2 separate regions of the Homo sapiens genome follow, and region 2 is linked to region 1. The links are chromatin loops, found by intact Hi-C in ENCODE. Cell type or tissue: breast epithelium. All regions are shown on one strand.

The links. A loop is a pair of places that touch in the nucleus more often than their neighbours do. Peaks named below come from ENCODE experiments on the same cell type or tissue, not always from the same donor. Only the 100,000 strongest peaks of a DNase experiment are listed, where the experiment ranks them.
Region 2: it touches region 1 in a loop (27-fold over the local background); 80 of 110 quality-filtered maps call a loop at or near these places.

What each region holds. Positions count from the first base shown.
Region 1 is chr17:36,473,770-36,481,769 of GRCh38, reverse strand. LOC105371749 (a long non-coding RNA gene) reads left to right here. Exons shown (of 3, transcript XR_934710.4): 3 at 5,173-5,852. Among named protein-coding and RNA genes, the nearest start is that of ZNHIT3, 8.9 kb to the left of the region's middle. In breast epithelium, no CTCF peak of the experiment used is centred here; no DNase peak of the experiment used is centred here.
Region 2 is chr17:35,968,656-35,976,655 of GRCh38, reverse strand. It overlaps CCL16 (C-C motif chemokine ligand 16), which reads left to right. Exons shown (of 3, transcript NM_004590.4): 3 at 1-157. Among named protein-coding and RNA genes, the nearest start is that of CCL16, 8.8 kb to the left of the region's middle. In breast epithelium, a CTCF peak has its summit at 6,930 (motif pointing left); a DNase peak (open chromatin) is centred at 6,965; H3K27ac peaks cover 618 bases.

The DNA.
Region 1 (8,000 bases):
ATGAGATGGAAATTTGGATCTGCACAAAGGAGTACCAAAAATTGTAAACCTATAGGTAAAATCAAAAAAACATTTTTACTTTTTGGGGGTTTTTTTTGTTTTTTTTTTTTGTTTTTTTGAGACAATGTGTCATTCCGTCACCCAGGCTGGAGTGCAATGGCGCGATCCCAGCTCACTGCAACCTCCGCCTCCCAGGTTCAAGCGATTCTCCTGCCTCAGCCTCCCAAGTAGCTACGACTACAGGTGCCCGCCACCACGCCCGGCTAATTTTTGTATTTTTAGTAGAGACGGGGTTTCACCATGTTGGCCAGGCTGGTCTCGAACTCCTGACCTCAGGTGATCCACCCGCCTTGGCCTTCCAAAGTGCTGGGGATTACAGGTGTGAGCCACCACGCCCGGCCCATTTTTACCTTTTTAATCTCTTTAAATGATAACTGGTTCAAGCAAATATAACAGTACAGTGTGGAGTTCTTAGCACATGCAGAATTAAATATATGAAAGTAATAACATTTTCATAAAACATAAAAATGATGGAGGGAAATAGAAGTTACTAGGTAAGACTCTTACACTATATGTGACATGGTCTAATATTATTATCTCCACTGTGGAGGTAAAATGGCATCGGGTACTTAGTCTCAAAGAAGGCAGCATTGTGGAGTAGTACTTCAATAAAAAAGAGAGGAGCTAGCAAAAAAGAAAAAAAGAACAAGCAAATGGGATAAATAAGAAGAAATAGCAAGATGATAAACCTTTCTGTATCAACATATTAAATGTAAATGGTTGCCCGGCGCTGTGGCTCACGCCTGTAATCCCAGCACTTTGGGGGGCCAAGGCAGGCAGATCACTTGAGGTCAGGAGTTCAAGATGAGCCTGGGCAACATGGTGAAACCCCGTCTCTACTAAAAATATAAAAATTAGCCAGACGTGGTCGTGGGTGCCTGTAATCCCAGCTCCTCAGGAGACTGAGGCAGGAGAATCACTTGAACCCGGGAAGCAGAGGTTTCAGTGAGCGGAGATTGCCCACTGCACTCCAGCCTGGGCAACAGAGTGAGACTCTGTTTCACAAAAAAAAAAAAAAAAAAGGAAATGGTTTCTAAACACTTACTTAAAAGACAGATATTGCCATATTGGATTAATCCTGGCTAATTTTGTTTTTTTAGTACAGACAGGGTTTCACCATGTTGGTCAGGCTGGTCTTGAACCCCTGACCTCAAGTAATCCACCCGCCTCGGCCTCCCAAAGTGTTAGGATTACAGGCATGACCCACCACGCCCAACCAGAATATAAAAACCTTGAACAACGCTATCAACCCACTTGACCCAATTGACATTTATAGACAACTCTATCCAAGAATACGTTATTTTCACGTGCACGCTGAACAATTCCCAAAATAGATCACATGCAGGACCATAAGACACATTTCAACAAATTCAAAAGAATTGAAGCCATTCAAGTGTGTTCTCTGACCACAAAAGAACTAAATTAGCAATCAGTAACAGGAATATTTCTGGAAAATCCTCAAATATTTGGAACTAAAAAATACACTTACAAATAATGTATGGGTCAGCCAGGTGCGGTGGCAAACACCAGTAGCCCCAGCTACTCAGGGAGGCTGAGGTGGGAGCAACAATTCAGCCTGGGAGTTCAAAGATAGCTTGGGTAACATAGAAAGACCCTGTCTCTAAAAAAATAAAAGTTTAAAAAAATATAGTATTGCATGTGCCAAGGAGGAAATCGCAAAGGAAACTAAGAAAAAATTTTCAACTAAATGAAAAAAATGTCAAAATTTGTGATACACAACTGAGGTTTCTATCATAAAATGCCTACTATAGCAGTCATTCTCAGCCAGGAGCAATTCTCCCATGCCCAAGACATTTGGCAATACATGAAGACACTTTTGGTTGTCACAACTGGAGAGGGGTGCTGCTGATATCTAGTGACTATAGGCCAGGGATGCTACTAAACATCCTGTCGTGCATAGGACAGTCCCCCAACAATTATAAAGCCCCAAATGTCAACAGCGCTGATGCTGAAAATACTGCTAAATTAGAAAAGCCTCAAATAAATGATTTAAGCTTCCTCACTAAGAGACTAAATAAAGAATACCAAAGTCAGCAGAAGAAACAGATAAACGAAAAGCAGAAATCAATAAAACAGAAACTATAGAAAAGTAATAAAACAAAAAATGGTTCTTAGAAAAAATTCAGTAAGATTGAGAAATCTCTAGTCAGACTGATGAAGAAGAAAGGGGTGAGGAGGGAGGGATATGACATACATGGATCAGATGATTCTATATGGCTAAGATGTCAGTTCTCCCCAAATTGATCTGTAGAACAATGCAATCCTTATCAAAATCCTAGAAGGCTCTTCTGTTGAAACTGGCAAGATGACTGTAAAATTTAAAGGAAGTTCGGGCACAGTGGCTCACGCCTGTAATCCCAGCACTTTGGAAGGCTGAGGCAGGCTGATCACGAGGTCAGGAGATTGAGACCATCCTGACTAACAGGATGTAAACCCCGTCTCTACCAAAAATACAAAAAAATCCCGGCGTAGTGGCACGCGCCTGTAATCCCAGCTATTCGGGAGCCTGAGACAGGAGAATCGCCTGAACGCGGGAGGCAGAGGTTGCAGTGAGCCAAGATTGCGCCACTGCATTCCAGCCTAAGCGACAGAGTGAGACTCTATCTCAAAAAAAAAAAATTAAAGGAAATGCAAAGGATATAGATTAGCCAAATCTATTTTATAAAAGAAAGAAAAAATTTGAGAATGTATATTACCTGATTTCAATACTCTGAAAAGAATACAGTGAAGAAGACAGTATCGTGGTTTTTTGTGTTTTTTTTTTTTATTGCTGTGGTTGTTCTAAGACAGACGGTCCCAGCCAGGTGCAGTGGCTCTCATCTATAATCCCAGCACTTTGGGAGGCCGAGGCAGGAGATCACCTAAGGTCAGGAGTTGAAGACCAGGCTGGCCAACATGGTGAAACCCCATCTCTACAAAAATACAAAAATTAGCTGGGCATGATGGTGGGTGCCTGTAATCCCTGCTACTCCAGAGGTTGAGGTGGGAGAATCACTTGAACCCAGGAGGCAGAGGTTGCAGTGAGCCAAGATCACACCATTGCACTCCAGCCTGGGCGACAAAACGAGACTCCATCTAAAAAATAATAATAATAATAAGAGAGAGGGTCTGTGTTGCCCAGGCTAGATTTGAATTCCTGGGGTCAAGTTTTCCTCAGGCCTCAGTCTCCAGAGTAGCTAGACTACAGGCATGGACAGCATGGTATTGATGTGTGAATAGACATAAAGGGACAGAGAGGAGTCCAGAAGTAGAGCCACACCAGTATGGTCAATTGTTTTCAACAAAGAAGCCAAGGTGATTCAATAGTTGCTTCAACAAAAAATGACTGAAAAATTGGACTTCATAGCCAGGCATGGTGGTGCACATCTGTAGTCCCAGATACCTGGGAGGTTGAGGCAGGAGGATTGCTTGATCTCAGGAGTTTAAATTTACAATGAGCTGTAATCGCACTACTGCACTCCAGCTTGGGCAACAGAGCAAGACCCAGTCCCCACTCCCCCCAAAAAAAGGACTTCCATATGCAAATAATAATAACTTGAAATGGCTCATAGACCTAAATATAAAAACTAAAACTAAAATTTCTAGAAAAAAATGAGAGAACATCTTTGTGACCTTGAGTCAGGCAAGCATTTCTTAGGTTAGACATAAAATCCACAAATCACAAAAAACTAGTAAGTTGAACTTCATCTAAAAAAACCCACAAACGCCAAACTTCTATTCTCCAAAGACACTGTTAAGAAAAGGAAAAAAGCCACAGACAAGAAAAAATATTTGCAAAAGACATCTTAGATAAATAACTTTTGTCTTTTACCACCAAAGAATATATACAGATGGCAAATAAACACATCAGTAGATACTCAGCATAAACAGCCATTAGGGAAATGCAAGTTAAACTCACAATACAGCACCACCACACATCTACTAGAATGACGAAAATTAAAAAAACTGACAATACCAAGTGCTGACAAAGAGGCAGAGCAACTGGATATCTCATATATTGCTGCTGGAAATGCAAAATGATTCAATCACTTTGGAAAATAGCTTGGCCATTTTTTTTTAATGAAGTTAAACATGTACTTATCATCCAACCCAGCAAACACAGTCCTAGATTTTTAGCTAAGAGGAATGGAAATGTATGTTCACACAAAGTCTTCTCTGCAAAAGGTTATATCAGCTTTATTCCTAAAAGCAAAAAATTAGAAACAACCCATTTGTCCATCAACTGATAAGTGGATAAACAATTTATGGCAGATTTATAGAATGAAATACCTCTTAGCAACCTAAAGAAACAAATCACTGATAAAAGCAAAATCGTGGATTAATCCAAATCATTATGTTAAGTGAGAGAAGCTAGATACAAAAGACTACATACTGTCTAATACTTATATGAAGGTGTAGCAGCCAGGCACGGTGGCTCACGCCTGTAATCCCAGCACTTTGGGAGGCCAAGGTGGGCAGATCACGAGATCAAGAGATCGAGATCATCCTGGTCAACATGGTGAAACCCCGTCTCTACTAAAAATACGAAAATTAGCTGAGCGTGGTGGTGTGCACCTGTAGTCCCAGCTGCTCAGGAGGCTGAGGCAGGAGAATCACTTGAACTCAGGAGACGGAGGTTGCAGTGAGCCAAGATCGTGCCACTGCACTCCAGCCTGGTGACAGAGCAAGACTCTGTCTCAAACAAACAAAAAAAAAGGTGTAGCAAAGGCAAAACTATGGTGACAGAGGCTGGGGTGGGGGCAGGGTGGGGGTTGATGGCCAAGTGGTATGAGGAAATTTTTCAGGATGCTGGAACTGTTCTATATCATGACTTCAAAGCTGGATAAAGGTCAACCGATGCCTTAAACACAGCCCAACAATGATACCCCCTTGGCCCTTTCACTGCCTGAAATAAAGAACTTAGGGGTCCCTCACACAAAGCATCTGATGAGTTAACACTAGCCAGATCCAGGCAGCTATGTTTGCATTGAATGGAAGCAAAACTTTCCTGCCTTGAGACAGAAACAAAGGTGATATCTGATGACACCTTCAAATCAAAGTTTTTAACTACTCACTTACCAGCCAAAGACAATTGTTTTTATTCTTTTGCAGATTACAGTTGAACATGGCAAATAAAGACAATTACCAAACAAACAGACGAAAAAAAATCTGACTAAAGTTGAGTGTAGCTGTGAAAAGTTAAGGGCATGACACCTAGGGTAGGGGTGGAGGGGATGGACAGTCTGTAGTGTCCCCTTCCCTTGGTCCCCTAAGCAAATTCCTTTTTAACTTAATGATTATCCAAGGCTGCATGGCTTTTATCTTTTTATTCCGCCTCTCAGATCCATAGCTCTAGTCCTAGTGATAGTGACAAGAGGCAGAGAAATTCTAGGCAGAGAGGGGTGGATCCCTGGTGAAGCCCCACCCTCAAGCCAAAAAGCCTGAGACCACAGCCCAAAGTGAGAACTTATATCCCCATTTTCCTGCTTGAATGTTGCCTTTTCCTAAACTACCATGGTCCTGCCCTGCCCCATCCTGTGCCTATAAAGACCCCAGACTCAGCCGGTAGAGAGGAGAAGCAGCTGCATGTTGGGGACTATGGCCAAAGTCAGAGAGAACCAGCTTGACTTCAGAGGGACAGCTTGACAGTGTAACTTCAAAGAAGAATCTGGCCAGAGACTGCTGGACCTCAGGGGAAGATTACCTACATTCCCTGGCCCCTTTTCAACCTCCCTTCCCTCTGAGAGCCACTTTCATCAGCAATAAAATCCTCCACATTCACCATCCTTCAATTCATTTGTGTGACCTCATTTTTTCTGGATGCTGGACAAGAGCTTGGGGGCCACAAGTGTGGATACAAAAGGCTGTCACACTGGCCCTTTGCCCTCACTAGTGGAAGGCAGCCATCCCACATGAAAAGGCAGAGGGCCCACTGAGCTGTTAACACTTAAGCTGTCTGCGGATGGCAGAGCTAAGTGAGCAATGTAACACGCCCTCTGGGGCTTCAGGGGTCACAGGCACCCCCACCCTAGATGCTGCCTGGGACCTGCACAGCATTCGCTACTGCCAGTGCCTAAAAGTGCTCATGCTGGCTCCTGCACCTGCTCACCTGCACGCTCCCTCCTGTGAGTGGTGCAATACAGCCAGTCTGAGTGAGTGGAGTTTGCTGCTGCCAGTGCCAAGGTGGCCAGCTGGTTCCAGCACTCATGCACTCCAGTTCCTGTCTCATTCACTCCCACACTCCCTCCTGTGAGGAGTTGAGAGCTGCAGGCTGAGTAAATGAGGCACCCTTGTTGCAAGTCCCTTGAAGGGGTCAGGGAAATAGCCTGCTTCCACAGGGCCTATCCAGGATTTCTCAGAAGGGCAAATAAATGCAGATCTGCCATATCTGTCTCTTCACTTTTTTCCTAAGACTTCTTGTCCTCAGACTTTCCTCTGAGCTATGCCATTTGCAGAGGACAGGATGCAATCCTGCCACCTATCTCTTTGTTTCAGGTGAAAGGAATGTTGGCTCTGTTTCCCTTCAAAGAGGTCTAGCCATCGGGTGGGACCAGAATAAAGTCCTGGGGCAACTGAAGGCATCTGGAGGAGGCCACTCCTTGGTGTTGCCAGAAGGCCCCTAAACTGGATCCCATCCCCGATAGCACTTAAGGCGTTGACCAACACCCCTGGACCTTTCTATGGTATCTTTCCCTTTCTTCTTTCATGGTTAAAAATGGCTCCTCTCTCTCCCTTTATAATGATAAGGGTTTTGCTGCAAACTGCAGAAATGTTACTAGGTAGAATGAGCATTTGGCTCAGCCACCAGATATGCAATTCAGAACAATGTGACTTCCATTTGTTCTTAGAGGTGCGACCCCCACGCCCAACCCCAACAGCCACAAAGGTGTGCAGCACGTGGCTGTTCCCCTCCTCACCCTTCCCTCCCAGCTACGGCACCTGGGCGTGTCCACAGCATGCACATGAAGTGCCCAAGGGCAGGGTGGGAGAGAACTGTGGCTGCTGCCCAGGCCCCAGGGCAGTCTTGGGGGCCAGGGGCCCAATGCAGCCAGTTGGCCAGCATTTCCCACTCACCATCCCCTCCTTCCACATGCCCACAGAGTCTTTCCTCCCCCAGACAGCCGAGGGGTCCAGCTCCGTCCAAACCAGAGGAAGGATATAGTGATTAAAGGAACCCATTTACAGAGAGCAAGAGGTTCTTCCCCCTCTTAAGCTGTTTTGTTTTTTCCCTCTTTCCTTTTCTATGCGAGGAGGTTCTTTTCCTACCTCAGCACTCTGCTTATGATAGAAAAGCAGTGGAGGAGCGAGCCCACTGGCTAATAACTGCAAATTTGGCAAGGCCTGCCTGGGACTTAATCTAAATGAATCCATGCACCCCCGAGACACCTTTTCATCCCAAACTCATTTTTTTTTTTTCTTGAGATGGAGTCTTGCTCTGTTTCCCAGCCTGGAGAGCAGTGGCACAATCTTGGCTCATTGCAACTTCTGCCTCCTAGTTCAAGCAATTCTCCTGCCTCAGCCTCCGGAGTAGCTACGACTACAGGCGCCCGCCACCACGCCCAGCTAATTTTTGTAGTTTTAGTAGAGATGGGGTTTCACTATGTTGGCCAGGCTGGTATCGAACTCCTGACCTCTTGATCTGCTCTCCTCGGCCTCCCAAAGTGTTGGGATTACAGGCGTGAGCCACTGTGCCTGGCCCAATCCCAAACTCAATTCTAAACTTCAGGTTGAAGCCCTAGAAAGGAAAATCAGATCTGAGGGATTCAAAGCCAAGCAACAGGCACAGTATCAATGGGCAGGACTAATTCCTGCCAATTAAGCCCCTGCTTCATGGAAGGAGGCCACACTCCATGGCATAGATAAGGCCCAAGGAACCCAAAGGTTGCCGACAGTAGGGGGCATGGAGGCGTAAGTGAGTGCAGATAATTCCTATTCTCTAG
Region 2 (8,000 bases), 510 kb after region 1:
AGAGAGAGAGAGAGAAGAAGAAGAAGAAGAGACACAAATCTCTACCTCCCATGTTAAGCTTTGCAGGACAGGGAAAGAAAGGGTATGAGACACGGCTAGGGGTAAACTCTTAGTCCAAAACCCAAACATGCAATAAATAAAACTCCCTTATTTGACAGCTTGATTCCTAACCTCCTGCTTTTTTTTCTGCTAGGGTGAAAGAAGCTTAATCTCAGTTTTTTTCAGGGGCTTCTCCACATTTCTTGAGACTTTTGTCAAGGTTGGGGGCCATTTATATTCAATCTTCCCCTCTGTCTCCAGCTTAACAGCAGACAGCTGACTCAGCTCGCTTGGATTCAACATTCTCCCAAAACGCTGTTGTGAAGACAAAACAAAAGCCAGGTAATTAAGACCGGATGGTTAAGACAGGTAATTAAGACCGGATGGTTAAGAGAAACAAATAAATGCAGTGAAGTGTCAAGCTGAAAACGGGCCAATGAATTGGATTCTGGTAAACTGACTCATAACTGCCCCCCAGTGGCCATGTTGTTAAAACCCGAGCCTCCTCCCTTGGCCGGCGCGGTGGCTCACGCCTGTAATCCCAGCACTTTGGGAGGCCGAGGGGGGCAGATCACGAGCTCAGGAGATCGAGCCCATCCTGGCTAACACGGTGAAACCCTGTCTCTACTAAAAATACAAAAAAATTAGCCGGGCGTGGTGGCGGGCGCCTGTAGTCCCAGCTACTCGGGAGGCTGAGGCAGGAGAATGGCATGAACCCAGGAGGCGGAGCTTGCAGTGAGCCGAGTTCGTGCCACTGCACTCCAGCCTGGGCGACAGAGAGAGACTCTTGTCTCAAAAAAAAAAAAAAAAAAAAAACGAGCTGCCTCCCCAGCCCAAGCTCATCTTCCCAGGATGGCCATCTCATCTAGCTGGCCAATCAGACTCTCAGAGAGATTTGAAATTTGGACCTGAGAAACTCAGTCTGGTTGCTGCTAGAGCAGAAGTGAGTTTCTGGCAGTGTCCCAAGGAAAGAGGTCTATGAACTTCTGTCCTGAGGTCCCTGGAACTGCCTCACTTCCTGCCCCAGCTCCAGGCTGGGAGCTTCAGCTGGTCTTTCAGTTCCATGAGATGTCCCAGCATCTTTCCTTTAAAAAAATTTCTAGGCCAGGCGCGATGGCTCACACTTGTAATCCCAGTTCTTTGGGAGGCCAAGGCGGGCAGATCACTTGAGGCCAGGAGTCTTGAGACCAGCCTGGACAACATGGCCCATCTCTACTAAAAATACAAAAATTAGCTGAGCATGGTGGTGGTCGCCTGTAATCCCAACCACTCAGATGGCTGAGGCATGAGAATCGCTTGAACCCAGGAGGCAGAGGTTGCAGTGAGCTGAGATCATGCCACTACACTCCAGCCTGGGCAACAGAGCGAGACTCCATCTCAATTTAAAAAAAAAATTCCTAAAGGGCCATGGTGGCAATTTAGCACCTCAGGAATAACTTATTGGTTTAGGTCAGTTCTTGGCGGGGGATGATGGATGTATGTGTGTTAAAATAGACATAACAGGGGCTGGGCAAGGTGGCTAACGCCTGTAATCCCAGCACTTCCAGAGTCTGAGGTGGGCGGATCACTTGAGGCCAGGAGTTCGAGACCAGCCTGGGCAGCATGGCGAAACCCCACTTCTACCAAAAATACAAAAAAAAAAAAAAAATTAGCCGAGCATGGTGGCCTGGGCCTATGGTCCCAGCTGCTCAGGAGGCTGAGGCAGGAGGATCCCTTGAGCTGGGGAGTCAGCTGAAATCGTGCCACTGCACTCCAGCCTGGGTGACAGAATGAGACCCTGTCTCAAAAAACATGTGTGTGTGTGTGTGTGTGTGTGTGTGTGTGTGTGTACACACATAACAAGGCCATGCACAGTGGCTTATGCCTATAAACCCAGCACTTTGGGAGGCTGAAGCAGGAGGATCATTTGAGTCCAGGAATTTGAGATCAGCCTGGGCGGTATGGTGAGATCTTACATATTTTTTAATCTCTACAAAAAAAAAACAATTAACTGGGCACGGTGGTGTGTGCCTGTGGTCACAGGTACTCAGAAGGCTGAGGTAGGAGGATTGCTTGAGCCCAGGAGGTTGAGACTGCACTGCAGTGAGCCATAATATCACCACTGCACTCCAGGCTGGATGACAGAGCAAGACTCTGCCTAAAAATACATATATATATATAGGTGTGTGTGTGTGTGTGTATGTGTGTATGTGTGTGTGTATATATATATATATATATATAGACAAAATTTACCATTCTAAACATTTTTATGTGTACAATCCTACATTCACTTTGTTAGGCAAACATCACCACTATCCATCTCCAGACTTTTCTCATTGTCCCAACCTGAGACTCTGTACCCATTAAATGCTAACTCACCATTCTCTCCTCCCCCAGCCTCTGGTAACCACTATTCTTCTTTCTGTCACTATGAATTTGACAGCTCTAGGTATTTCATGTAAGGGGAATCACATAGCATTTGTCCTTTTGTGACTAGCTTATTTCACCAGCATAGTGTCGTCAAGGTTCATCCAAGTTGTAGCATGCTTCAGAACGTTATTCCTGTTAGTCATTAGGCTAACATTCCATTGTATGTATCTGCCACATTTCGTTTATCCAGCTAATCTGCTGATGGACGTGTGGGTATCTCTCTTTTCTTGCTAGCCAGAGTTTGCAGATCTTGGTTTCTGTCACTTGCACCAAAAGCACCTGAACTTGGGCAACAACCCATCAATCACCCGGGCATTGACTCAGAGGAGCCCCATGTGCTTGCTGCTCTTGCTCCTCCACAGAGGCAGTGCTACCTGCTTTGGTCCCTCCCTGGACTGTGAGTCCCTGCTCCTTGATCCAGGAATTTCTCTCCACCCTCCTTGCTATCAGGGGTTACAGCTAAATATGATCAAACTCCTTCCTCCAGGAGCTCCCAGCCTGGGGATGACAGAATCAATAACATACAATGTAGTCAGGCCCAGACCTTTGCTTGCAGAGGCCAAAGCAAACATGGGGGTGGGAGTGAGGCCGGCAGGGCCTAGGTTGACAGAAAAGTCAGGACAACATCAGATGCGGCAAGAAGTTTCAAAGTCCTTAGCCAGCACCAGGGTCAAAGCCAGGGAGTCAGAGTTCAAAGGCCTAAAAAACAGGACAAGGCTAAAAACAGGAAGCTCAGGGCCGGGGTTCTGGCAAGCTGGAACAGAATGTCGTTGTCTTGTGTTTTGTTTTGTTTTGTTTTTAAATTCAGGAGCACTGAGGTGTCAGTCTGAAAACCTGAGTAATCGAGAGTCTATATACACAAAGTCAAATCCCCACCCTAGCACATAATAAAAAGCCTGCCAGAAACTTCTGATGGTTCAGAACTGGAAGAGCTTTTCTCACGTGCATTCAGTTGCTTTTCAAGAAGGATATTCCCAGTCTTTTCAAGGCAGGCAGATAGATGGCTGACCTTAAACACACACAAATACAGAAAGGACTTCGGTCATTCTGATATACAGAGTTTTCCAGCTGTGGTCATCCTAAAGCAAATAAACCTTTTCTTGAACAACTTGTATGACTGACCTTTTGCCTTGTAGAATACAGGTGGCTGGGTACATGGGGGAACCAACTGGAACAGGAAGGGAAGAAAATGAGAGAACAACTCTGGATACTACAAAGAGCATTTTACTGGGAGTCACAGAGGACGGCTCGCATGTCCTCTTTCTACACAGCCGTCTTAGACACCATGAATCCTTGAAGCAGATGACCAGATGTCCTGCGGCTGGTTTCAGCAGGCCTGTTTGAAATATTATTAGTCTTTCTCGGATGGGCCGCATGAACACATATTTTCTTCCCATGAGAGCATACATGTGCTTGCACGTGTGAGAGCAACTATTGAGAGTCATCAGCAGCCTGAGCTGGCACTTGGGGACACAGCTGATGCAATGGTTTAAAAGCACTGTCTCCAAGCCAGGTGCAGTGGTGCATGCCTATAGTCCCAGTAACTCAGGAGGCTGAGGCAGGAGGATCACTTGAGCCCAGGAGTTCGAGGCTGTCATGTGCCATGATTATGCCTGTGAATAGCCACTGCACTCCAGCCTGGGCGACATAGCAAGAAGACCCCATATCTTTTATTTAAAAACAAAAAGAGTATTATCTCCACACTCAGACTCTGACAGACCATCTATGTTTGAGTCCCAACTCTGTCACTCACTGTGAGGTCTTGGGTAACTACTAATCCTCCTAAGCCTTGGTTTCCTCATCTGTAAAATAGATCAATTATGATACCTACCCCCCAGTGTTGAAAGGATGAAAAGGCAATGTGAGAGAGTGCTTAGCAGATAAGTGCTCAATAGGCCTTATTGTTCCAGAATCTGACTTTTTTCTAGGACCACAGAACATAAGACAGAAAGGAGCTTTCTGTCATTATGAAGATAAGGGAATTAAAGGCCAGAGATGGAAAGCGATTTAGCAAAGGTCATGCTACAAATTACAGAAGATCTGGCACTAGAACTGGAGGCTATACTTTAAAAAGAAGAAACCTCTGATCTACACAAGCCTGAGGCTGGTATGAATATATGAAAGATTGGGGTCATCTGACTAAAGAAGCAATAGTTCAAAGCCTGAGACCTCCTTTTGCATGACCTGGTCTCCCTGGAGAGCCTGGCCTCCATTCATGTATCTTTGATTCTCGCCAAGGAGACTTTGAAGAAGGAATGGGCAAATGCAGAAAGGGACCTCAAATCTCTCCAGAGCCTGGTATTTATGAGCCCAGTTTCCTCTTCTGCAAAATGGCGCTGATACCTTACAGGGCTGCTGTGACAACTGCCAGCTTCTGGTACAGGATCTGGAACAAACATCATAATAAAATGGAAAACAGTATTAATCTCTTAGCAGCTAAAGCAGGAATTCCTATCATGGAGGAAATAACCTTTGTTAAGAAAATGAATTGGCAACCCTGGTTAAGGAAGGACACTCCCCCAGGACATGGAGCTGAGACTTCACAGGAAGGGCTGAAGTTGTTCCAAGCAAACCAGGAGAAACAGCTTTGCCCCTGAGAGCCAGAGGGGAGGGAGACAGAGGGCTGGAGAAGGGGATAGAGGCTGTGCAATGAGCGGCAGGACTGCCCTCCTTCCTGGAGTCCTCAAAAGTGCCATCAATTATTTTGCTTCCTGGCCGGCGCAGTGGCTCTTGTTTGTAACCCCAGCACTTTGAGAGGCCGAGGTGGGAGGATCACCTGAGGTCAGGAGCTTGAGACCATCCTGGCCAACATGGTGAAACCCCATCTCTACTAAAAATACAAAAATTAGCTGGGCGTGGTGGTGCATGCCTGTAATTCCAGCTACTCAGGAGGCTGAGGCAGGAGAATCCCTTGAACCCAGGTGCTGGAGCTTGCAGCAAGCCGAGATCATGTCACTGCACTCCAGCCTGGGTGACAGACCGAGACTCCATCTCGAAAAAAAAAAAAAATGGAGATGGAAACACCAACAATTACAGGTTATTGGGAGAATTACACTGGTTAACATAAGTAAAGTGCCTAGTATTGGACCTGGCTCACAGCAGAGATTGGGTGCTTATGGGTTCCCTTGCCAGAGAAACGCTGCTTCTGTCTTGCAAGTTCTTGCTGGAAGAGGCAAGACAGAGTCAGGTGACACTTATCGGTTCCCACAACTACAACACAAATGCTGATGGAAAAGGAATCATGTAATGAGCAAAAGAATCAAGAAATCACTTGAATCAAGAAACAGTTATTTCCACCCCTAGCACACACTCAGAACTTCCCCCTCGCTCCTCCCTTGCATTCTGATCAAAAAATGAGTCTTAGCCGGGCGCAGTGGTTCACACCTGTAATTCCAGAGCTTTGGGAAGCCGAAGTGGGCAGATCACCTGAGGTCAGGAGTTCAAGACCAGCCTGACCAACATGGAGAAAACCTCTCTCTACTAAAAATACAAAATTAGCCAGGCATGGTGGCACATGCCTCTAATCCCAGCTACTCAGGAGGCTGAGGCAGAAGAATTGCTTGAACCCGGGAGGTGGAGGTTGCGGTGAGCCACGGTCGCACCATTGCACTCCAGTAGCCTGGGCAACAAGAGTGAAACTCTGTCTCAAAAAAAAAAAAAAAAAAGTTCAAAGAGATAGTAAAAAACCATAGTAATTTTTTGCTTTACTGCAGTTTTCAAAGATACATTTTTTTTCATAATGTGGCACCTCTTCAATGTTGGCAGAATTGTCTTTTGCAGGGAATTCCAGGAGACTGCAGATAACTAATTACCATGAGAAGGTAGTCATAAATATGGTTAATGTCTAACTGGTCAGGACTCTTAACATCAGTTTCAGTCAACTTGCTACAGCAAATGTAATCTTCCTATGAAGTCTCTTAAGTTCTCCATCTCTATTTAGCCAGGAGGTGGAGCTTGCCGTGAGCCAAGATTGCACCACTGCACTTGAAACTCTGTCTCCAAAGAAAAAAAAAAAACAAGGAATCCTCCCTGTCCCCTCCAGATCATATGCGTGAGGTTTCTCATCCGAGCCACAGAACACAGACAACTTGTGACTGCTTTCTCAGTTCTCCTAGGATGATGCATAACCAACACCACTCTGGATGCACAGGAGGGAGGTTAACCCATTACATCTACTGCTTATCTTAAGCCAGTTCAAAAAGCCTGTCTCAGGGCAGGGGCCACGTCTTCGAATTTACCCTGTTCCCATCCAGGGCCCTTTGTACCTGGGGGGCCTCACTAAATGTCTAATCATGAATTTCACACTTAGGCATGGGGGCAGGGGTTGGAAGTCAATGTGATAGGGCCCCTTGGCTGTGAGTGAGGGGATCAGTGCAGGGATGTGTCTCCACCGAGATGGCAGTTTAAGCCAGGTCCTGGAGTGTGGATTTAGGTCTTGGAGTTCTGGATTGAGTTGCTGAAAAGCAATTGCTGTCTTGACATGATTTTAGGAAAATTAGTGAGCAGCGCCACCCAGTGGTTAAAAGCCACAATGACTTATCTCTCTGTGAGCTCATTGGGCTGGCTCGTACATAAGCCTAGTTGCTGAGATAGCCCCTTCCTGGTGTGCACACCTTCCACCTTCCCACCTCTCCTTGTATTCTCCCCTTTTGAAGAGAGCTGAGGTATTCAGTACACAGTGAGGGCACAGTGCTTTCAAGGAGCTTTCCTTCCCACTAAAAGTGGGAAGAGAGACCACGCACAAACATACACATCATCAGGTTCTATAACGAAGAATAGAGCAGAGTAAAAGTGATGGCGAGGAGTACACAAAACACCTTTGTACTGTTTGATAGGACCCACCAAGAAGAACAATTTTCTTTGGGAGGCAGAGGTGGGTGGTTCATCTGAGGTCAGGAGTTTGAGACCAGCCTGACCAACATGTATACAACATGGTGAAACCCTGTCTCCACTAAAAATACAAAAATTAGCTGGGCATGGTGGTGGGTGCCTGTAATCCTAGCTACTTGGGAGGCTGAGGCAGGAGAATCGCTTGAGCCTGGGAGGCAGAGGTTGCAGTGAGCCGAGATCGTGCCATTGCACTCCATCCTGGGCAACAGAACAAGACTCCCTCTGGAAAAAAAAATTAATAAGAATCTGATGATTAAAGTTCATATTAAACTTGTCGCTTCCAGCATGGGAAACTGAGCCCCTCACACACTTAACAAACGGACCATTCTGCAAGTCAAAGCCATCAACTCTAGACAAAAATTTAAAATATAACTGAGAACTTGGGTGACTACACAAAAATGGACAGATGTCAGAGGCACACTGAAAACTGGAACCAGCAACAGGCATTTAGGGAGTTCCTATTTTTTGTGGCCTTGGCCTAAGGGTTGGCTAAACCTAACAGAAAGTTTGTGGGCTGGGCACAGTGGCTCATACCTGAAATCCCAACACTTTGAAAGACCGAGGTGGGAGGATCACCTGAGGTCAGGAGTTTGTGACCAGTCTGGCCAATATGGTAAAACCCCGTGTCTACTAAAAATACAAACATTAGGCCGGGCGCAGTG